Regions from separate parts of the Homo sapiens genome. Here region 1 is linked to region 2. The links are chromatin loops, found by intact Hi-C in ENCODE. Cell type or tissue: OCI-LY7. All regions are shown on one strand. Each heading gives the region's core, and the rest is flanking DNA. Links, peaks and the distances in the headings are about the cores only. Region 1 holds the start of LOC124906315 (a long non-coding RNA gene). Region 2 overlaps LPP (LIM domain containing preferred translocation partner in lipoma).

Region 1 (11,869 bases), core at 2,154-10,153, 340 kb before region 2:
GAAAGGATTCCCTATTTAATAAATGGTGCTGGGAAAACTGGCTAGCCATATGTAGAAAGCTGAAACTGGATCCCTTCCTTACACCTTATGCAAAAATCAATTCAAGATGGATTAAAGACTTAAACGTTAGACCTAAAACCATAAAAACCCTAGAAGAAAACCTAGGCATTACCATTCAGGACATAGGCATGGGCAAGGACTTCATGTCTAAAACACCAAAAACAATGGCAACAAAAGCCAAAATTGACAAATGGGATCTAATTAAACTAAAGAGCTTCTGCACAGCACAAGAAACTACCATCAGAGTGAACAGGCAACCTACAAAATGGGAGAAAATTTTCGCAACCTACTCATCTGACAAAGGGCTAATATCCAGAATCTACAATGAACTCAAACAAATTTACAAGAAAAAAACAAACAACCCCATCAAAAAGTGGCCGAAGGACATGAACAGACACTTCTCAAAAGAAGACATTTATGCAGCCAAAAAACACATGAAAAAATGCTCATCATCACTGGCCATCAGAGAAATGCAAATCAAAACCACAATGAGATACCATCTCACACCAGTTAGAATGGCAATCATTAAAAAGTCAGGAAACAACAGGTGCTGGAGAGGATGTGGAGAAATAGGAACACTTTTACACTGTTGGTGGGACTGTAAACTAGTTCAACCATTGTGGAAGTCAGTGTGGCGATTCCTCAGGGATCTAGAACTGGAAATACATTTGACCCAGCCATCCCATTACTGGGTATGTACCCAAAGGACTATAAATCATGCTGCTATAAAGTCACATGCACACGTATGTTTATTGTGGCATTATTCACAATAGCAAAGACTTGGAACCAACCCAAATGTCCAACAATGATAGACTGGATTAAGAAAATGTGGCACATATACACCATGGAATACTATGCAGCCATAAAAAATGATGAGTTCATGTCCTTTGCAGGGACATGGATGAAATTGGAAAACATCATTCTCAGTAAACTATCGCAAGAACAAAAAACCAGACACCGCATATTCTCACTCATAGGTGGGAATTGAACAATGAGATCACATGGACACAGGAAGGGGAATATCACACTCTGGGGACTGTTGTGGGGTGAGGGGAGGGGGGAGGGATAGCATTGGGAGATATACCTAATGCTAGATGACGAGTTAGTGGGTGTAATGCACCAGCATGGCACATGTATACATATGTAACTAACCTGCACAATGTGCACATGTAGAGTATAATAAAAAAAAAAGGCAAAACCATATTAGAAAAACAGAAAAGAAAAAGAAAAAAAAAAAAAAAGACTTAAAATCTCTCTTGGGGCCAGATACAGAAAGCATTTTCCTCACCTGTTTTCTTTTCAAAACAGTAGAAAAACTGTTTTTAAAGAAGGGCAATTAAAGTAGACTAGCCCTGAATGATTTTTCTAATTGTTACAGAAAATCTGATGGTTTTCTTACCTTGAAGTCATGTGTACTAGGTCTTCCAATTCTCTCTGAAGGGGAAGCCACATGGCTTCCTAGATCCTTAAGAAAGGATAACCCTTATTGATAAGCCTCTGTTTATGACATGACTTGCCCAGGGTCACACAGAAAGGCAGCAGTAGAGACAAAAATTACATACAGATTGCCTGTCTCGCAGTTTCCCTTCCCTGTTGTTGGAGGAACGTAATGAGGGTAAGAAAGGAAGGGGTCTCCAGAGAGATGTAATGGCTATTTCTAAGCCATTTTTAAAATAAGCTTCAGATGATCAAAAGTTCGAGGTCAGAGGATAATTTAGGCCATCAGAAGTTGGCCAGATTGGAGTTAGGTCCTCTAGAGAATTCTGTCCTTTGGCAGTCAAAGACAGTGATGGACGCCAAGCCAGGCCTGTGATTTGGGCACAGGTCCAGGCTCTAGCCCCCTCTGGAGCCGGGCTCGGATCTTCACAAGGAGCTCTGCAGCAAGCAGGGTCTGTGCTTGAACATACGCTTTTAATCAGAGTCGCTGGAACCTGGATGGGGCCTCAAACATAATTTAATTCAGTCCTCTCACTTTGCAGATGTAGAAATTGAAGGCCAGATTGAAGGGTGGGCTATGGAATGCTTGCACAAGGTCATCTGTCAATTTAGGGAACAGCATGGTAAGGTGAAAAGGGATCGCTTTGGTGTCATTGCTGGGTTCCAAATCCCCGCTCTGCCGCGTATTAGCTAAGAGACCCCAGGTAAGTCACTTGACCTCCCTGACTATCAATGTCCCAGTGTGTAAAGTCGGGACCATAATTACAATGCCTGAATCACTGGATTGCTATCATTAAATAAGATGAAAAATAAGAAAGTGATTTGTAAACAGGAAGTCACTTTTCATACCACAATGTTAATATTAAATTATAATAAAACCCAACCCAATAAAAGCAGTCCACTTTTCTGAATGCCCACCACATGCCAAGTGCCAAGTACTTCACATACCTTGTTTCTTTTAATTCACACAATGAATGACCCGAGGAGAACGCTCAACTAACAACCATGTACTTGAACCAGGGGTTTAAATCAGTCATACACACAGCAGGATTTAAATACTATCTTCCACATGGTACCTTCAGAAACGTGGGCCTGGGATTTCATTCATGGGATACACATGGCTCCCCCCCCCGTACCCCCTGCCCCCTCTGTATTGAGTGGGTGGCTCTCACCTGTGGAGGGCAGGGTGCTCTCATGTTTGTTTATACCAGAACATAGAATAGAACTTGGTAAAGGTAAATGCTCATTTAAGAAATAAAAATACATCAAATAAAGTAAAAAGCAACCTGGTAGATAGCATTTCCTTTTCATTTTTTTAAAATAGCTTTATCGAAGGATAATTGAATGGAAATGGTCATTAATATATATCCAGAATCTATTAACGTTCGGCTAAGTTGGGGGGAACATAGGGATGTTTTAAGGCAACTAAGCGATTTAGAAAACTTAAGTTCTTTAATGTTTTCAAAGAAAAGGTTGAGTCTGTAAGATATAATCTGGCAATTTGTATAGAACTCTTTCTACTAGCTTCCAGGAATCCCTGCTCTGTGAGCTTTTTGCCAAACTGATTGATCTTCCCAGACATAATCTGGGGACCTTCTCTAATATGCCCCTGTCCCGCTGTCAGCTTAATACACTCTTTTGCTAAGTAATAGGGTATTGCTAGTGTTCTTCCAGGTTCTCTTCATAAAGGCGCTTCTCTGTCAATAAGAGACTGTGTTTATATTCTTGTGCACAAATAACTGGCCCTCTTCTCAGTGTTTGAGATCCCTCATCTTGCTCCGACTGTTGCAGCCTTTTCTCGCCATGACAGACTGCCATACTACATGGCCTTCTCCCATCGAAAGGTGAGGTCAAGTCTCCTTCCTCTGAATCTGGGTGGGGTTGTGACTCACTTTCAATCATTCTAATATAGAGTAAGTGATGTTGTGTGATCTCTGAAGGTATGTCATAAAGAAAATGATGCCATTGCCTCCTTGTTCTCTAGGGTCTAGCATGTGGACCACTGAACTGCCAAGGAAGCAGTCCAACTGCCCTGAGGCTGCCATGCTGTGAGGAAACCCAAAGTGGTCCATAAAGAAGGATTATGTGGAGGGACCCTGAAAGATGCCTGGCCTGCCTCCCACTGCTCCAGTACCCTCCTCCCCAACTCTTCCAGCTTCAGCCACTGTCTGCAACCACATGAGAGCTCCCGAGCCATAAATGCCCAGCCTAGTCTCCCCTAAGTTTCTAACCCACAGTTTAAACTACTAAGCTTGGGTTGCTTTGTTATGCCTCAATAGCAACTGGGACATGCCCCTTTCTCCATTCTGCTGCTGAATCTGGTTACAGCAGCAGAGACACATGCCAGGGGCATCTCTAGTAACAGGGGAAAGCCCTTTGGGAGTAGATTCAAAGTGGGGGGTCAAGACAAATTATTCAGCGAGCCTGACTTTTAGAACTCAAGGGGCACCAAGTAAGTGCATGATCCTGAGGCAATCAATTCCTCTCGTTTTCCTTTTTTTGTAAAGGGATGAACTAGACACAGTGTGGAAAGCCAGCTTTACCACATTCTCCTACGATCTTCTGAAGTTACCTAATCTCTCTAACCCCAGATTCCTCTTCTGTAAAATGGGGATAATAGCCACAAAAATAGAACAGTAGTGTAAAATTAGATAGTATGTGTGGAAAAGTAGAGTCTTGAAACTTGACTTAAGTGGTTGATGAATGTTAGCCCCCTCCACCAATGCCTTCCCCTTGCATTCTAATATTCTCTGCTCCTCTGAGCAAATTTACCAGATGATTGTTGGAGTTTTTTGTAATCCTCATCAAGTCAGAGAAGACTAGTGAGGTTGTGGCAAATAAATGATTCTGAGGGTCCAGGGCGAGCTTTAGGTAAATTGTGGTTTTAGTGTTTGAGAAAGAGCCTGTCACTAGTGGGAGTCTTCATTATTCACTGGCAAGATATAACAAGCAGGGCTTTGCAGTAATGCACAGCTCCTCTGCTCTTGGCAATCTTGTGGCCGAAAGATATTTTTAAAGCCCCTGTTTTCAGATGACCGTGTTTCTGATTAGCATGTGTCTTTTCCATTTTCAGTTCCACGAAGAGAAAGGCAAGTGAAATTTGCCCAGCCTCACCATCTCCAAATGGGTGATATTACTGAACAATTATTTAATGGCCCCACAGCATCTGTTTTTTATATTTTGGGGTCCATACTGGAAGTTCAAGCTTATGAATAATCCAGATATTTAAAAGCCAATGCTCAACTGGATATTCTCCTTAGGATTATTTTAGCCTTGTCTAGAATCAGAGTGTCTGTCAATTGCCACAACATATATATTAAGTTTGAAAGAGATTAAGCTGGAAAATTCGATATTTTAAAAATAATACCAAGAGAGGCTGGGAGCAGAAAGAGAAGAAAAGATAACTATTGGGTACTGGGTGATGAAATAATATTTACAATAAACCCCCATGGCAAGTGTTTACCTATGTAGCAAACCTTCACATGCACCCCCAAACATAAAATAAAAGTTAAAGAAAGAAAAAAACAGAAACTCTTACTTATAACTCATTTCATTTAATAACGTTTTTACTCTTTTAAAAATAAAATAATGCTAATGATGATGATAACAGGGTTCATACCTGTAGAGCATTTTACAAGTGGCAGAGAGCTTTCATTGATATCATTTCTCTTAAGTCTTCACCCTGTGAGGTAGGCATAGAAAGAAATTTTATCCCCAAATGACAGATGAAAAAATAGAGAGCCCATGAGTTTAACTGACTTGCTCAAAGCCACAAAGGCTGCATTTCCTGAGCCTGAGTACCCCTAGGAAGAGCTCCAGCCAATCTAGGGTGCAGAACCAATGAGTTAGTTTATCATTTATCAATCCCAGTGATGCATAAGCTGTGCAGAATTAGAAAGGTCAGCTCCAGGCTGGCCCACCAAAAAAGTAGAGGAAAACTTGGGAATGCCCACTAGCCTATTCAGAAGTTGGATTCAGGTTGGGAGAAAGAAAATAGGAGCCGAATTATTTTGAGGTGGTATACACGAGTTACCTATTGCCATTGTAACAAAGCCAGCACAAACTTGGTGGCTTACAATGACATAAATTTATCCTTTTACAGTTCTGGAAACCAAAAATCCAACATTAATTTCTCTGGGCTTTCAAATCAAGCTGCCAGCAGGGAGAGTTCCTTCTGGAGGCTGTAGGGGAGAATGTATTTCCTTGCCTTTTTCAGCTTCCAGAGATTCTCATATTCTTTGACTTGTGGCCCCTTCCTCCATCTTCAATGCATATAATCTCTGTTTCCATTGTCACACAACTCTCCTCCTACACCTTACAATGGACCCATCTGGATGACATGGGATAATCTCTGCACTTCATGACCCCTAACTTAATCACATCTGCAAAGTCCCTTTAACATGTAGGAGAACATAGTCCCAGGTTCCAGGAATTAGGACATGGGCATCTTTGGGACCATCATTCAGTCTACCATAGGTGACAAGGTGACAGGCGGATGGTGGCCACCGTTTTTTTTTGCATGGTTGTGTTTGCCTGTCTGAAAGCCACACTCCTCACTGCCACCTGACATGTAGAGGCCAAAATAGAAAACACATCTTCAGATCCCAAGTAAAGTGCTCTTTCAGGCACGTCACACCTGCCATCTCAAACTATATTTACATTCATTTTTGCAAATAGCCCATTCTTGTATAGAAGGCAATTAATATTTGCATAATGTTTTAGAGTTTATAATGGCCTTTTTATTTACATGAAGTCACTTAAACCCCTACAATAGCCCTCTGAGACAGTTATTATTAACACATTTTTACATATGAAGAAGCTAAGGCTCAGCGGGGTGAAGTGGTTTGTCTAAGGTCACCCAGCTGGTAAGGGCAAGACCACAATGCAAATCCCAAAAGTTCCACTATATTCCGCTCTAAATAATGAGTCTATACTGAAGTCCACTTACTAGCCATGGTGGCTTATCTTTTGGGGATACTCTGAAGGTGAATGGGGTCTCCATTGCGCTTTTGAGATAAAATGAGTCAATAAATGTGAAAGTCCTTTGTAGCAGTATGACTCACTATGACAGAAAGTTATTGATAGCATTATCATCATCACCACCAACATCCTCTGCCCTGGAGACCAAGAGAATTCAAACAGGTCAGCACCTCTAATTGCTGTATAGAACATTGACCCTACTGTCTCCCAGTTCCTGAGGATGGTGTGATAATAATACATCTCAGAGTTCTGTAGTTTCTTCACCACTGTGCAGGTGTGGTTGGTGGGAGCAATGCCCTGGATGGATAAGCCAAGCTCTTGTGTCCTGGCAGATAAACAAGGTGAACCCTCAATCCGTGTAGCAGGAGTTTCCAGACAAACTCACTTTGCATGGAAGGACACTAACCCTTCCAGGTGCATGGAAATATTTTGTAGTTTTTACTGTCTCCCCCTTCCTCCACTGCCTCATCTTTTTTGTTTTTTCCCCTGTGAGACTATTTGCTCTGCATTTCAGATGTGTCTAATTTTGTGGAAAGGAGAAGGTTGGGAGCTCCGGAGCTAATAGGATGCACAGGAGGAAGATACGGAGCACAGTGGCTGAGACCTGACAGCTCTCTGAAGACTCCACTTCACCGCCGCCACTCCACTTCACCGCCGCCAGCCCTGGCCCACACCTTTCTTAAGAGCAACTTAAGAAATTTGCAACTTCAAAACCAGACCAGAGGGTGAGAAGAACTAGCCAACCCATCCTCCAAGTGTGACTGAGCGGTCAGGCTGCCCCCACCTCATTTGAGTGAGACCGCCAAGAGCCTTCACGTGGGACCTAGACCACAGGAACACAATTAGGAAGTACTCCCTGCCCCTCACAACGGCCATCCTCACCAGGCAGCGGGGACAGAAGGGAGGCAGGTGCATTCAAATCGCGCTGGCCTGAAGAAGGGAAATGAAGCGCTAAACTCAGCTCGGTCCCACAATGAGTCAGAATGGGGGCAGGGAGGAGCGCCCAAAGCCCTCTGGCCCTTCTCCTTGGGAACTAGTCCTGCACATGGCCACCAGCCCTGGGAATCACAGCATTTGGCATGGGTCTCAGTTCTTGTACTCCATTGCTGTGGGACAAGAGACACTAAACTTCCAGGTTTTCTCTCAATAGCTGGCTTCACCTGTAAACACAGTGGCATATTAGACAAGCTCTCTTCATCTGAAATGTGCCCACCCCCCCAACAATCCCACCTTTGCCTGCTCAAACCTGACTCATGCTTCATGTTCATATTCAACTTCTTCCCTTGTGCTTCTAACTAAATCTAGGAATCTCCTTGTTCTTAGAACCACCTTTATCCCTTCTCAGATATTTATGTATATCAGTTTTTAAATGAAAATAATTTCTCACCTATTAAGCTGGGCACCCTGCTAATCACTTTCACACTTGCTGTTTAATTTGCTGTTTTGCTCCCTAATATTAGACAAAAACTCCTTGAAAACAGAGACTGTGTCTGACTCATCGCTCCTTCCCCCACCAGGCACTATCCTCTCAACAGTTACTGGATTAATAATTTTTTAAAAAATTTTAAAAAACTATTTTAAAAAAATATAAATTAGTAAAAACTGTGGCATTAGCATGAAATGACTAATATGTTCAAGTTCCACTTGAGGAAGTTAGGGTGATGTCAGTGAAAACCTGCCCTTAGAGGATCCCTGCCTGCATGAGGGACTCTGGGACTGCAAAGTGCCAAGAGAGCCTTACTCAGGGTGACCACAGGAAGGTGAGCCAGAGGAATCTTCATTTAGGGAGAATCTGGCAAGAAAATTCCAGGCATCTGCTGGAAGCCATAGAATGTAGGTGTAAGAAGCAAGTGAGGATGGTATGGAAAGAACTAGCTGAGAGAAAGCAAGTGAGAGCTGACACCAGAAAAAGATGAGGGTCTTAGAGTTCTTATTTTATGTGGTTATTTGTGAAGAATGCAGGGCCAGGTGCCTCAAAGGAGATTCACAGAGTATTAAGTATATTTGAGCCTATTTGACAAGCCCAGAAGACATTCCGAAGGGTCTTGTCTCTGAGGAGCTTGTGCCTGGTTGTGAGGAGGTACATTTGTTAGATATCATTTGTTAGATAGACTCAAGGTGAAATCTCAAAGCAGTTCACCTCGCTTTTGGCATATTTGTTAGATATCACTGCTCATCCTCCCTTGTTTCAGGATCTTCCCCAGGCCATGAGAGTCTGAGAAGCAGGTGGGGAGTGAAAAGAGCACAGGCATGGGGGTCAGGAGATGCCATTCACAGCCGTGGCTCCCCCATTTACTTGTATCACAAACTGGAACAAATTGCTCCACTTCTCTGAGTCTCCATTTCCCCATCTATGCAATGATGGGATGCAACTAGAATCTCACTGTCAGATTGAGTTCTACAACAAAGTGGTGTAGACTGCATGGCAACAAAAAACAAGAAAAATCTATTTCTCACAGTCTGGAGGCTGGAAGTCCAAGGTCAGAGTGCCAGTATGGTCGGGTGCTGGTGAGGGCCGTCATCTAGGCTGCAGACTGCCAACTTCTTGTTTTACACTCACATGGTAGTAAAGGTGCTAGAGAGCTCCCTGAGATCTTTTTATAAGGGCACCGATGCTATTCATGAGGTCCCACCCTCCTACTCTAATTATCTACAAGACGCCTCACCTCCAAATACCATCACACTTTGGATATGCTTCAACATATACAGTTGGTGGTGGGTGAGAAGCATGAGCGTTCAGTCCATAACAATCACTATATTTCCTCTGAGTTTCTCCTGCTCCTCCTCTTCTAAACACACCACCAGCAAACCTCTCTGTTCCTCTTCCCTGATGGTAAGAAGAGAGGTGGAGGGATCTCTTCTCACCATGGCTGGTCCAACCACCTATGAACTAGTCCCTTTCTCTTCAGCCTTCTTCAAGGACCTGCTTCACCAGTTATCCTCTTTACCTCTTGGATTATCAGTCTCTCCTGTTTCTGGAACTCCTTTCTTTCAGCCTATCAGTGTCCTTGAATCTCTCTAAATTCTTAAAACCATTTTTTTCATCCAGTAATTGATAAAGCTGTCTCCTCTTCACAGCTAAATTTATTGAGTATGTATTGCCATCTTCATGATCTCACTCCTTGCCTACACCCCACCCACTACAACCTGGCTTATAAACAACCACACACATACTCACACCACTGAAAACCCTCTTGATGAGGTCCCTGGTGACCTCCTCATTGTCAAATCAAATGATTTCTTTGCAGTCTTCATCCTCCTCATTCCCAAAGTGGTATTTGCACTAAAAACCAACTCTTCATCAGTCTTGAAATTCTCTCCTGGTTCTCCACAGTCTCTTCTATGCTGCCCACACTTTAATGTTGGGATGCTTCAAGATTTCACCTTGAGCCTATCTATTCCCCCTGACCCCACCACCCAAAGTTCCCTGGGAACACTCATTTGGTTCTAGAGCTTTAAGTACCATTATACCCTGATGACTCTAGTCCCTACTTCTCCCGCAAAAACCATCTCTGTCTTCCCAAAAGCCTATTCACATCTCTAGTGGGGTGTTTTTTACAGAAACTTAAAATACTGTGCTCCAAAGAGCCCTCTCCTATAGATTCACCAAATGTGCTCTGTGTCCTTTGTGTTCAGCCTTGGTTAACAGCATATTTTTCCACTCTACTTCTAAAGCTAGAAATCACAGAGTCTTCCTTAGACACTTCCTTTCCTTTACCCTCCGCATGTCAGTCAACAAACCCTAGGAGTTTAACTTCAGAAATTAATAGGCCTCATCCACCCCTCCCCTCCATCCACAATGCTTTGGCTCAAGCCCTCATTAGTTTTCAGCAGGACCACGGCAACATCTGCTCTCTGTCCTCCATGTCTCCTTGGGTTATCTTCCTAAAAAGCAAATCTAACCAAGACACACTTTTGCTTAGGAATCCCTATTGATGATCTATTGCCCATAAACTTGAGACAAAATTCCTTGGCTGGGGAACATAACACTTAACAATCTGATCTCAAGCTTCATCCTCAGCTTTGCCACCCCACACAGCCACTCTGAACTTCTTAACCAAACGTACCAATTCCTTTCACAATTTGGGGCCTTTGCATGTGCTGTTACCTTTTTCTGGAAAGTACTTCTGGCCTCCTGTGATTGGTAAACTCATATTTCAAGGCCCAAACTCCCATTTCACCATTTCTGTGATGTTGCCCCTTATTTCCTCCAGGCAGAACCCTTCGCTCTGCCCCAATCTCTCACAGCACTTATTTATGTCTCCATAATAACACTTATCACACTGTACTGTAATTTTCCTTTTCATGTGTCAGTCACTACATTATACTTTGAGCTCCAGGAGGTTAAGAACTTACACTTATTAATTTTTTATATCCCCAGGGTCTAGCCCAAGATCTGCTTATAGTCAGCCCTCGGAAAAATGCATATCAAATAAATCAGTGAATATACCAAAGGTTCTCTATGCTAAAGGAAGCATTACACCAAAGTGAAATTGATTCTAGATGCTAGTCCCATATCTGTTTTTAAAGGTTAAAAAAAATGGTCTTTGCAGTCAGACGTAAAGGGGATTCAAATCCCTCCTCTACAGCTATCTTATGTGATCACAGGCAAGAAGCTCCCAACTCTATGCCTGAGTTTCCTTATCCCTAAACAGGACAATGCCTGCCTCACAACACTGTCATGGATTAGATAAGAAGTTGAATATATACACTGTATAGCACGGGGTCTGATAACAAATGAATAGCCATGATTATTACCATTAACTAGCTGTAATATTCTGGGCCAGTCCCTTTCTCTCCCTGGGTCTTCCTGGAACCCACTCCCTCTATATAATGAGGGTTTTCACAAGTATCCCTGAGGTTACCCCAAGCTCCATCACTGTAGAACTTTACAGTAGTCAAAATTTATAGTATCAGCCATTCAGCTCTGAAATTAACCCTGCTTGGGTATAATGAACTCTAATAGTTTCTTGGGCGTAAGCTTTGCTCACTCTAACCAAAGTCAAATTCATCAACCACACTGGACCTCGCTAAGGGCAAGAGCTAGTTCTTTTATTCTCCTATTCATTTCTGGCTCAGGACTGGGCACAGAGAAGGTACGCCCATCAACTTGTCAGTAGAAGAAGCAGTGGAAAGGAGGCCTGTCTCCTAGGAGCCAGCACAGACAACAGGGGCAGGGCATGCAGACTCCCAATCACATCGTGTGCTCCTAATTTAAATGACTTTGTGAACTGATTTTGCAATCCCGTGTTTATTCCCAGCTCATTCTTATTAATATCTTGTTAACATCTTAATTTGAACTGTGGCCACTGCATTTCACACAAAGAGCACACAGGAGTATATTTAAATTACTTTGGATTCTCCCAGAGAGGAGGTGTCTTTCTCCCACATT
Region 2 (11,869 bases), core at 2,382-10,381:
TGAATAATTAATAGCCTCAACATTTCTAATTTTGCATAATGACTCCCAAGGCCTAACTACAAACATCATAATGTGCTCATGTTTTCTGATACCTGGAAATATAGTGGCTCTAGGAACAAAACCTTTATCCACTGTGTTTCATGGGGAAGGCTTATTGGGCATCACTACTGGAAAGTAAGTGTTGATTTTAATGGCAAGACTAGTCCAGGGGTGAATTCTACTCAGGTGCCATTAGCAACCTCTTCATCTGTAAATGGAAGTGTCTCTGGGACCTGCTCAGCTCTGACCTGCTTTGGGTCCTTTTTGGACTTCTTCAGGATGAGATCACCTCACCGTGGTTCAATGCCAACTGGTTTGAGTTATATCAGTTATTAAAAATGATCTAATGTTTTCCTTTTAAATCTGAGGCCCTGGCTCATTCTATGATTAAGCCAGTGATTTATTTATAATATAGTGTGAGATGGCTGCAGCCACTCTATGATGTAATCTAAGAATGACATGAAAACAAAATAGGTTTTTACATAATGAAAGTATTCCTGTAATACAGTTTATAGCAAGGCTTTTTCCCCCCATTGAGAATGGAGATATATTCTTTACTTTTCCTTCTACTCCTGTTTAAATCTTCTTTTACCATTTATTACACTTAAGGCCTTTAAGTCAATTTTTAAAAATCAGCATTTACAACTCCACAAAGTCTCTGGTTACTCTTTTAATCTTGTCATTTTCTTCGCTCCCAATCCCCACTGCCACCCTCCATGGCCTCTGTGTGTAGCCGCTGCTCACCCCCTGCTCAGCACTCCAGAGTCCTCACCATTCCTCTGCTTATGCTGTTTCTTCTGCTGGAATGCTCACCCCAATCCTAACTTTTCTTCTGCTAAAGGCATACTTCACTGGTTCCCACAAATAGCATCCTTCTGTAGCCTGCTCAAATGCACATCTTCCTTTAAGCCTCCTGTGTTGCTCCTTCCCCTTGTTAGAAACCCGTTATCTGTACTCTTATGGAACTTAGTGTAATAGCAAACCCCCACCCCTGCTCCAAGGGCTATTCACAGACTGTCAGAGTTAGGGAGGAGAAATGACTTAGAGGAATGGGGTAAGGGGTTTTGATAGTTCCCGGTCTGCTCCTAATAGTGAGACCCGGGCAGTCAGTCATGGCTCATCTTTGTGGTTCAGTTTTTCTCAGCTGAGGAATGAGTGGTTTGGATTTTATTTCACATGGCCAAATGATGTGTTGGTAGTGGTTCCTTGAGGTGCTGTGCTGAGAAGGACTCTGAGGCTGCATCCTGACTCAGCTAATGATCACTTAGGAATATCGCCATGGGAGTGGAGAGTGAAAGCATATGAGAGGTATCTGAGCTGCTTTTGGACTAGGTGATTTAAATGTCTCTTTTTGTTCTACCTTCTGGATGCTTTGATTTACTGACTTGTGAAGTGTCTTGCCCAAGATCACGTAGCCCATTAAGTTTTAGAAGCTGATTCTCTGACACAGAGATGGTTAAAAGCTACACATTTGACTCTCACATTCATACACGTAGGCTGGCTGTGGGAGATGAAAAGCTAGAATAAGAAGTTCTAGAAGATCCATGACTTATTGAAAACACAAGACTACTCAAACTCTGTATGTCTTTGAGGTTGAGTGAGGTCACTTTTCACCTCTTTGTCTTCTTTGCTTCCTAGGAGTTATGATGTCCCCACTATTCAAATTTATGTCAAAGATGGCAGTTCAAGGTCAAGGTCAGAAAGGCAGGTGATCCTGCCAGGGTCTTAATTGGATCAGCCTTACCCCATGAATCCATTAGATCTCCTGTTCCCCTTCTTCCAACTCCAGACAAAATGCTTAGCTCTCTGCAAAAAGCCCAATTGCATGAGCAGTAGGTCAGCTCAGCAACCAGGTGATTGAACACTGGGACAAGAATAAAGGAAGGAAAGGAAGAGGGCATTTTAGGATGGCTGAAGGTGCTGGAAACTTGAACCCTAGAGGAATGAAGAAGGAACTGGAAGTGCTTAGTGTAAAGAAGAAATAAAGGGGCAGGAGGAGGAGAGAGCAGAGCAGGTGGTGCTGTCCTGGGTCTCTGCTGTGGAACGGGTGCAAACTCACTTTTTGGGACCTCTGGAAGAGTTCTGGCAGCAGTGGGTTGGAAGCAAGAGATAGATAGTGTGAGAATGTTGATGTTTTCTCAATGTTTATGGAAAATGCTTAATGTTTTAATATTAAGAGCAAACCACAGATGGAATGTGTGTTTCAGGAGGTCGAAGTTCACAATCACTGCAGATGTCTAGGTGGGGTTGATGCAGTTAGGTATTTTCTATTTTAGGTATTTTGTGGTGGGGATAAAATGTTATACATGATGACTTTTAAGGTCCTCCCTGTCTTAAGAGTCTAGAGTTTTTTTAGACATGTTTTTGTGTACATTTAAATAATTTCCATTTTAAAATGAAGGCTCTTTGGAGTAAAGTGATTGTTCCTTTCTCCATAATCTTGGCACATGTAAGTGCTGACTTACCTTGGGCAATCTCTTCTCCACTTAGCATTATTGAAGGAAAGGAGACTAACTGAGGATGTCTTAGAATTTTTTGTACTGAATGTATTTTTGAAGATGATTTGTACGTTTCTTTTCAGGGTAGTTCCAGGGAAGTCTCTTCTTTAGGCCTCCTCCAACCACCATCCCCTATTGTCAATGATTGGCTGTTTTTGTACTACCAGAATGCTTTGTGTATACATCCAATAAAGCATTCATGCCACTTCAGTCTGCTGTATAAGCCTGTTTTCACAATCTTTCTTCTCCTCTAGATTGTAGAAGCTCCTTGAGGGCATGAATTATGTCTTTTTCCATAGGAAGTCCCATGTCATCTAGTATAATAGTTTGCAAATAGTAATAATGATGACTCATTAACTCGAGCGTTTACTGAACACCTACTATTTGCTAGACACTATTCCAGGTGATGGGACTAGAACAAATGTTAAAAAAAAGACAGAAAAATTAATGAGTAAATATGTAATATTTACATTGTGATCTATTAGGTTGGTGCAAAAGTAATTGTGATTTCTGCCATTACTTTTAATGGCAAAAGCCGCAATTACATTTACACCAACCTAAATATATTAAGAAGAAAAATAATTGAGGTTAAAGGCATGAAGAGTAGGGAGGACACAAATGTAAATTCACTGGCCTGAGAAGGTCTTGATGGTAAGAGTATATGTGAATGGAGACCTGAATGAAACGAGGTAGCAAGCCAGAGATGTGTGGGTGGGATGGACTGGAGGAAGAGTGTGTAGAACTGACTGAAAGCAAATGCAAATAACCTGACCTGAAGCATGCTGGGGACATGCCGGAAAAGTGAAGAGGACAGTGTGGCTAGAGTGAAGTGTGTAAAAGTGGTCATGCATGCCAAATAAAAATAGTTGCAACAACCAGTAAGACATACATGAGAGATATTGTGGGTTCAGTTGCAGACCACCACCGCAATAAAACAAATATTGCAGTGAAGCGAGTCACACAAAATTATTGGTTCCCAGTGCATATGAAATTTATGTTTACACTATACTGTAGTCTCTTAAGTGTGAAATAGCATTATGTCTAAAAATACAGTATACATACCTTAATTAAAACTTTTATTGCTAAAATATGCTAGCAATTATCTGAACTTTCAGTGAGTCCTGCTTTTGCTGATGGAGGGTCTTGCCATGATGCTAATGACTACTGACTGATCAGAGTGGTGGTTGGTGAAAGTTGGGGTGGCTGTGGCAATTTCTGAAAGTGAGACAACAATAAAGTTTGCCACATTGATTGACTCTGCAGAGAAAGAGTGATATCAAGCTGTATCACTTCTCTGTAGCATGTGATAATGCATAATATCATTTTACCTTCAAGAAAACTTCTTTCAAAATTGGAGTCAGGCCTCTCAAACTTTGGATCTGCTTTATCCATTAAGTTTATGAAATATTTGATATACTTTTTTTTTTGTTGTCATTCAACGATGCTCACAGCATCTTCACCAGGGGTAATTTCCATCTCAGGAAACCATTTTCTCTGTTCATCCATAAGAAGCCCCTCCTTATCCATTCAAGTTTAAACAAAGGATTACAGCAACACAGTTGCATCTTCATTCCACTTCTAATTCTAGTTCTCTTGCTATTTTCACCACATCCTCAGTTATTTCCTCCACTGGTCTTGAACCACTCAAAGTCACCCATGAGGATTGGAATAAATTTCTTCCAATCTCCTGTTAATGCTGATATTTTGACCTTCTCTTATGAATCACAAATGTTCTTAATGGCATCTAGAATGGTGAATCCTTTTTAGAAAGTTTTCAATTTACTTTGTCCGCATTCATCTGAGGAATCATTATCTATGGCAGCTAGAGCCATATGAAATGTATTTTTTTAAATAATCAGACTTGAAAGTTGAAATTACTCCTTGATCCATGGGCTGCAGAATGGATGTTGTGTTAGCAGACAAGAAAACAACATTAATCTCTTTGTATATCTCCATCAGAGATCTTGTGTGACCAGGTATGAGAAGAAATATTTTGAAAGGAATCTTTTTTTTTTCCCTCTTTTCTGAGCAGTAGGTAACAGTGGGCTTAAAATATTCTGTAAACCATGCTGGAAACAGTGCTTTCATCCAGGCTTTGTCATTCCATTTATAGAGCACAGGCAGAGTAGATTCAGCATAATTCTTAAGGACCCTAAGATTTTCAGAATGGTAAATGAGCATTTGCTTCAACTTAAAGTCACCAGCCACATTAGCCTCTAACAAGAGAGTTACCCTGTCCTTTGAAGCTTTGAAGCCAGGTATTGATTTCTTTTCTCTACTTCTGAAAGTCCTGGATGGCATCTTCTTTCAATATAAGCCTGTTTCATCTACAATGAAAATCTGTTGTTTAGTATTTACCTTCGTCAGTGATCTTAGCTTGATCTTCTGGATAACTTGCTGCAGCTTCTCCATCAGCACTTACTGCTTTTCCTTGCACTTTTATGTTATGGAGACCTAGTTTTTCCTTAAACCTCAGGAACCAATCTCTGCTAGCTTCAGATTTTTCTTCTGTAGTTTCCTCACTTCTTTTTGCCTTCATAGAATTGAACAGAGTTAGGGCCTTGCTCTGGATTAGGCTTTGACTTAAAGGGAATTTTGTGGCTGGTTTGATCTTCTATCCAGATCACTCCAACTTTCTTCATCTCAGCAATAAGGTTGTTTCACTTTCTTATCATTCATGTGTTCACTGGAATAGCACTTTTAATTTCCTTTATGAACTTTTTTTTTTTTGGTATGCACATCTTGGCTGTTTGGCACAAGAGGCCTAGCTTTTGGCCTCTCTTGGCTTTTGACATGCCTTCCTCACTAAACTTAACCATTTCTAGCTTTTGATTAAAGTGAGAGATGTGCTACTCTTCCTTTCACTTGAACACTTCGAAACCATTGTAGGGTTATTAATTGGCCTAATTTCAGTATTAGTGTGGGAGATGGGAGGGTCCAAGGAGAGACGTGGGAATGGCTGGTCAGTGGAGCAGTCAGAACACACCTATTTATTGATCAAGTTTGCCATCTCATATGGCCATGATTTGTGATACCCCAAAATAATTATGATAGTCACATCGAATATCACTGATCACAGATCACCATAATACATATAATAATAATGAAAAAGTTTGAAACATTGTGATAGTTACCAAAAGGTGACACAGAGCCATGAAATGAGCACATGCTGTTGGAAAAATTGTACCTAAAGACTTGCTTGATACACAGCTGCCTCCACAAATCTTCTATTTGTAAAAAACACAGTATTTGCCAACTACAATAAAGTGAAGTGCAATAAAACAAGATATGCCTTTATTAGTTAAGTACACATTGAAGATGCTCAGGAAAAAATAAATTGCTTTTGTGATTCAAAGAATCCACATAAATCTAACAAAAGAATGACAAAACATATTTCTGTTTTTCAGCTCTAAGAGATGGGGGCACTGGATCAGGAGCAGGATGGTAGTGGTGTGCAGCTTTGAACAAGTCCAGTTGCCGTGGGGTTTCCCTCCATGGCAGAGGGCTCTCCACTCCGTTTCTCTGCCCCTGCGGCAGGCACACCTGCAGGGATGCCTGGGCCCTGGGTGCAGATGGGCAATCGTAAGCCTAATCACCCATTCAGGCACACACTTACTTGTTTTCCACATGCAAATATGGCCTTTTTGCGGATGAATTTAATACAGTTGTTGCTTCCTCATTTTATTTAAAACAAAACAAATGGCCAACCATGTCAGTTGAGGGTAGCAAATAGAAACATGAGTATTATGGTCTTTGCTGTTTGTGTCGATTACACGGCTGAAAGGAATCCCAGGCAAATCAGTCTTTTCTGTGCTCAATTTTATTTTTACTTTATATCACCTTTTCTTACTATCGCTATTGGTTTTAACAAAATTTTTAAAGAGGGCTATCACATTCCTTTCTCTTAATCATTTTATCAATATTTCAGGCTCCTTAGTTCTATTTTGTGGTTTCTACCTTTGACATTTTTAGTTTCTGAACTTGGGGCCCATTGTTCAAAGAAAGGCATTATGGAGTCTCCAAAAGCCATTGGCAGGTGGTGTCTGTGACTTCCTTAGCCTGGAAATAAACAAATAAACAAGCACAAATTAGAAGTCTTTGCCCTATTACTGCACTATTAGTATTGATTGCGCAACATCATGCAAAAAGTCACTTTAATTTATCTGGCAGGTCCTATGTAAACACCAATACAGTCAAGAGGGCTTGGATGGGTATTTGCTTTCATTTCTAATGAAATTTCAGGCCTCTAGGGTAGGATATCAAAATTGGTAGATCATTTGCAATTTATTTTATCCCAAACACCTCACTTTACAGTCAGAGAAACTGAGGCCCAGAGAAGTAAAATGAGTTGCTCAAGGTCTCAGAGAGCAAGAAATAGAGATGGGACTTGAGCACCTAGATCTCTGGTATTGCTGTCCTGTAGTTCATGGAGCTGGCAGATGGATACATCTGTGACCTGGGATGATGGAGAGACTGCTGGACCCTTCAGAGGATCTCATCTCAAGGTGGGGTTTATGTGTAAATGATATCTGTGTGTTTCATTTTCCTTTCATAAACTAATTTAAAAATCCTTTTGGTATCAAATTTTAAGCCAAAAAGTAGTGAGGGGGAACATGGGTAGGAATAGCTTACAGCTTGCCTAACAAGGTTGTTGACTGCATAAGAGTCAGGAGTTTTGGGTAAGAGTGTGTGTGTGTGTGTGTGTGTGTGTGTGTGTGTGAGAGAGAGACAGAGAGAGAAAGAGGTAAAGAGGAACAAATGAAGAGGGAGAGGTCAGATTGTTTGACAGTAGCAACTTCATAGGCACAGAATTTCTGAGTTGGAAGGAAGTCTTATACGTACTGAATTTGACTGCTTTATTTTGTAGGGAAGGAAACTGATGTGCCTAGAGTAGTTGAGAGCTTTATTCAAACTCATTCCACTGTTATTGAGTAGTTAGGATATTAGACCAGCAACATATTTGGGTAGAAACTTTCATATAAAAAAGCGTAATCATAACTATCCAATCATGTCAACTAGTAAGGCTGCTCAGGTGGGATAACACATCAACCTTCTTTGGGATTCTTCCCTCAGACATGGTTTTGGTGGGAGGAGCATGGCAAGGGAGGGGCGAGCTCCAAATGCAGGGCTGCTCTGTCCTCGGCGACCTGAGCAGACACACGAGCAGAGATCAGAGACACTCTTAGTGAATGAACCTCCCTATTGGCTATATTAAAGTAATGCTCTGAAAAAGTTCCGTGTGGAGAGCAAGGCCAGTTAGGGAACATTTTGTGGATCTTTTATATGTCCTTAACTATATGATTCTTTTATTTTTAAATGAAAAATGTTAAGATGTTACGGGGTATGTATGCATAGTCTAAAGTGATGATTTTAGAGGTAGCAAGACAGTGAGAATGTCCCTACATGTGAAATGGGCACAGTTTTATCAGGGAAGTGTCAATAGAGGGTTAATGTTCCACGTAGTGGCTGCAAGAATGATAAGTGGTCATGGGGATAGCCTGACACTCTAGGAGCAGAAGGTGGTGGGTATGGATAGAACTACTGATATAGCATGAATCCAACCTGCTGTTATCTGCGCAGGCCTCTCTGCAGCTGTTTGCCCTGAAGTACATGCTGTACGTTTCTCCAGCTGATCCTGCATGACTGGGTATAAACGCCTGTCCGCTGTGTGCTGGACAGCCCCAGACACCCTCGGCAGCCTGCTGTGTTTGTGTGAGACATGCTGTGTTAGGGATTTAAGCATCTCCCTACTCGTTCCTCATCTTTTTCTCTTCTCTTCCTTCTAATCTCCTTTCATCTTTCCCTTTGGGGGAGAAAAAGTCATCAGAGTTGTTTGAAGGTTCATTTATGTTGATTTGTTTTTATTTTGAAGCTAATTTGTTTCCTGCTTGTATCTGTAACTGATGTACTTCATGTGAGACCGTGTTATAATATACTTGAGTTCTCCTTGGCCCTCTGATTTCTTTTCTTTTTTTCTTTTACTGAAAAATAAAAGATTTCCTTCTCTCTTCAGACCTACAGCTTTCTCATCTACATGGACAACCTATTTTTAAAGAATCTTCAGAGAGTCGTTGACTTTGTTATAACTACTACTATATACGTAATTTCAGATGATAGAATTGAAAATTTAACTTGTTTTTCTAGAAAGAGTTTATTTTCCCTATAACTTCAAAGAGTAATGGTGGGGAGTAGGACATTCTGAAAATAAGAAGAAACATGTCAAATGAATTTCTGACTTCCAGCTAGGCATATGGAATAAAGGTCTTTATTCCAGTGACCTCTGCTCATTGGAAAACTTTGGGCTGGTAGATTTCATGATTCTGACGCTGTATGTCCTCTTGAGTTACAGTGAGTGATGAGGCCAAATCGCAGGGTGGATGATGTGCTTTTTTTGGGCTAATAGGTGTTAAGGAGGCATGCTGTCCTTTGGCGTTAAGACAGATCATTTCCTCAGTTGGGTAATGTTTAAGGAATCCACTAAATCCTTAAATATATGGCACACATAAGGAATGCAGAGCTTTTAGACACTCAGCCTTAACATGGGTTATTTTTTAGCATGGCTAATGGCTAAACTTGATTTCTACTGGGTTTGTTCAACCTATTTCTAACTTATAGGTAAAAGCCTGCTTTTTATCCTCTCCATCCTCATCACCTTTTTAGTTGTGTCTCTGCTTGATTCTTCTTGCATTCAGGTCTATATTGTATTATAAAAAGAAAGAGAGAGACAGAGAGAGAGAGAGAGAAGGAAAAGAAGAAGGAAAAAAAAACCACACACATTGAATGGGAAGGCAGGAGAGTAGAGCTCTGACCCCAGCTCTGTCATAGCCACCTGTGTGACTATTTGCAAGCATTTTCATCCATTCAACAAATACACACCAGGTACTGGAGATACAAAACTGTGAAAGACACGGTTCTTACCCTCACCACTTACAGTCAGGAGTAGAGAGTTAGGTACACAAATAGAATGTGAAATCACTTCTCCTTTCTGGGTCTTCATTTTACAAATGCAAGAGCCAGAACTGGGCCAGGTGATCATCAAGGTCCCTTCTGAGGCTAACATGCCATCATTCATGCAAAATTCATTAAACATCTGATAATCACTTACCTAAGTGAAAATTAGCAAACATTTCCCCTTTCTCCTTAGTTTGTAGGGGATGATATTGAAGACGAATGAGGCGATGTCTACAAAATGCTTTAATAAGCAAGTTGGAGAAAGAGATTATGTAAGTTTGAGGCATTATGATTAATGAAAAATGAAAACAAGGGCTGATGTTTTCAGAGAGAGAACAGATGGTTCCTTTGTTCAGAATTTGAGTATAAAAAAGAGAGGAAGAAAAGATACTTGCTATATTGTTTAGGCCCTGAATGTGAGTAACTTTAAAATGCCAAAACAATCTGGTTAGGAAAGTCCCATAGATTCAAAATAGCTCTTACAGTGATCAAACTATAATTAATATAACAAAAAAAAGACAGAAAAATACTAATAAGAAATGCCACAGTGACAGCTGACACAACCTGACAAAAACTCCTATTTTTACAACAACTCTAGAAACTTGATTTTTTCTGTTCTCAGGAGTTATACCACACTGTAAAACAAACTAGTGAGAACCGATTTAAAACTGTTTCTACCGTTCCCCCTACCCCTCAGGTTATTTTAGTTTCCCATGACTCATAAAGGAAATCTTCAGGATTCACAAGAAATTGGCAATTCTTTTCCATCTTTGCTGTTGAGTATTGATAGGAAAACAGCATAGTTTGGGGCAATTTAAGTAGAGAACAAACCTCCGGGGGCTTGGGGTGGTGTCTCAGAAGGCCGGATCTGGGAAGGGCCTTTGAAAAGCTTGCACGGAAAGCTGCGAAATAAATCGTTTCTTTTTCTCTTTCTTTACGTTCTAAAATCTCGTGATCTGTTTCTACAATACACAGGCTAATTGATGTTATCCTTTTGGCATGATTCTTGCTGTCCTGGGGTCTATCACTTGCAGGCTATGAGAATGAGGCCATAGACCACCACACTGGCAGCACTGAGCAAAAGGTGCTAGACCCTTCTGAGTTCAGGTGCTGTGTAACTGGTGCTGTGATTGGACAGGGTGACTAACCTCAGTCTCTCTGGGTGTAATTTCTTCACTGTGGAAAGAGGAGGCTAACTAGAAAGTTCACTCTGACACTAATCTGAGTTCAGGTCCACATCTTTTTTTTTAATTAATTATTTTATTTTTAAAATTTTTATTTTTTTGAGACAGAGTCTCGCTCTGTCGCGCAGGCTGGAGAGTAGAGGCACAATCTCTGCTCACCACAACCTCCACTTCCCGGGTTCAAGCGATTCTCCTGCCTCAGCCTCCTGAGTAGCTTACAGGTGCCCGTCACCACGCCCGGCTAATTTTTGTATTTTTAGTAGAGGTGGGGTTTCACCGTGTTGTGCAGGCTGGTCTCGAACTCCTGGCCTTAAGATATCTGCCTGCCTCGGCCTGCCAAAGTTCTGGGATTATAGAAGTGAGCCACTGCGCCCAGCGCACATACAATTGTAGGAAGGCTGAGAATGGCTTTTAATTTGGGAGCGTTTAAAAGCAAACATGCTTCCTCAAGACAACAGTAACAAAAAATTGACATCGTTGAGGTGGGAACTTCTTTAATGCTACCTGAGCCTCTTGCTGAAATGGTTCTATGCAGTTTTGCATAGCTAGGAGTGGTAAGCTCATTCACAGACATGGAAGAGGCAGAGTGGGCTTAGGGAGAGGCACCAGTCTAGTGGTCCAACTTGGGTTCTGGGTTCCAGTCCTGCTTCTGCTACTAACCCCATGAGACCTTGGAATGCCCATCTCTAAGGTTTCTTTCAGAGCTGAATCACTGTTTGGTCTGTGATTCATCAAAGCAATTAGAAGACTATGCCTCTCCTTCAAGACCAAGACTTTGGTCAGAATACTCCCTAGGGACTTTCTCACTGTGTGTGGCACTCTTCTCTATTAGACGCTTTATTCATTCTCCATTGTATTAGAGTCAAAAGTATGATTGTTTGTTGTAGAGGTGCCTTTTCCGTGTCATCTCTGATAATCTACCCCTCTCTCTCTGAGTAACCTAGGCTTTTAAAACACATCTCCTTTGGCTTAATCACACTGCCTGGTGTCTACTCAGCATTATGTGTTTGTTGTCTGCCCTGAACTGTGAACTCAGCCATGTCCTGCTCATTTCTGAAGCCTCAGCATGTACATCGGTATCTGGTTCATGGTAGATTTTCAATGAATCTGAGTGAATGAATGATGGATGAATGATTTTGTATCTCCTTACTAGGCATATGTTCCTTGAGGGCATGGACCGTGTCTAATGGGTGGCTA

The links. A loop is a pair of places that touch in the nucleus more often than their neighbours do. Peaks named below come from ENCODE experiments on the same cell type or tissue, not always from the same donor. Only the 100,000 strongest peaks of a DNase experiment are listed, where the experiment ranks them.
Region 1: it touches region 2 in a loop (7-fold over the local background); 2 of 110 quality-filtered maps call a loop at or near these places.

The regions. Positions count from the first base shown.
Region 1 is chr3:187,894,964-187,906,832 of GRCh38, forward strand. It overlaps LOC124906315 (a long non-coding RNA gene), which reads left to right and starts at 2,660. Exons shown (of 3, transcript XR_007096212.1): 1 at 2,660-3,341; 2 at 3,482-6,891; 3 at 6,992-7,911. RefSeq lists enhancers at 6,826-7,327, 7,334-7,383. In OCI-LY7, for the core only: CTCF peaks have their summits at 6,006 and 6,229; DNase peaks (open chromatin) are centred at 4,488, 5,298, 6,178, 7,318 and 2 weaker places; H3K4me3 peaks cover 5,137 bases; H3K27ac peaks cover 7,478 bases.
Region 2 is chr3:188,233,121-188,244,989 of GRCh38, forward strand. The region is part of intron 2 of LPP (LIM domain containing preferred translocation partner in lipoma); the gene reads left to right. Among named protein-coding and RNA genes, the nearest start is that of FLJ42393, 61 kb to the left of the region's middle. In OCI-LY7, for the core only: no CTCF peak of the experiment used is centred there; DNase peaks (open chromatin) are centred at 3,311, 6,141, 8,161, 9,511 and 4 weaker places; H3K4me3 peaks cover 6,817 bases; H3K27ac peaks cover 7,684 bases.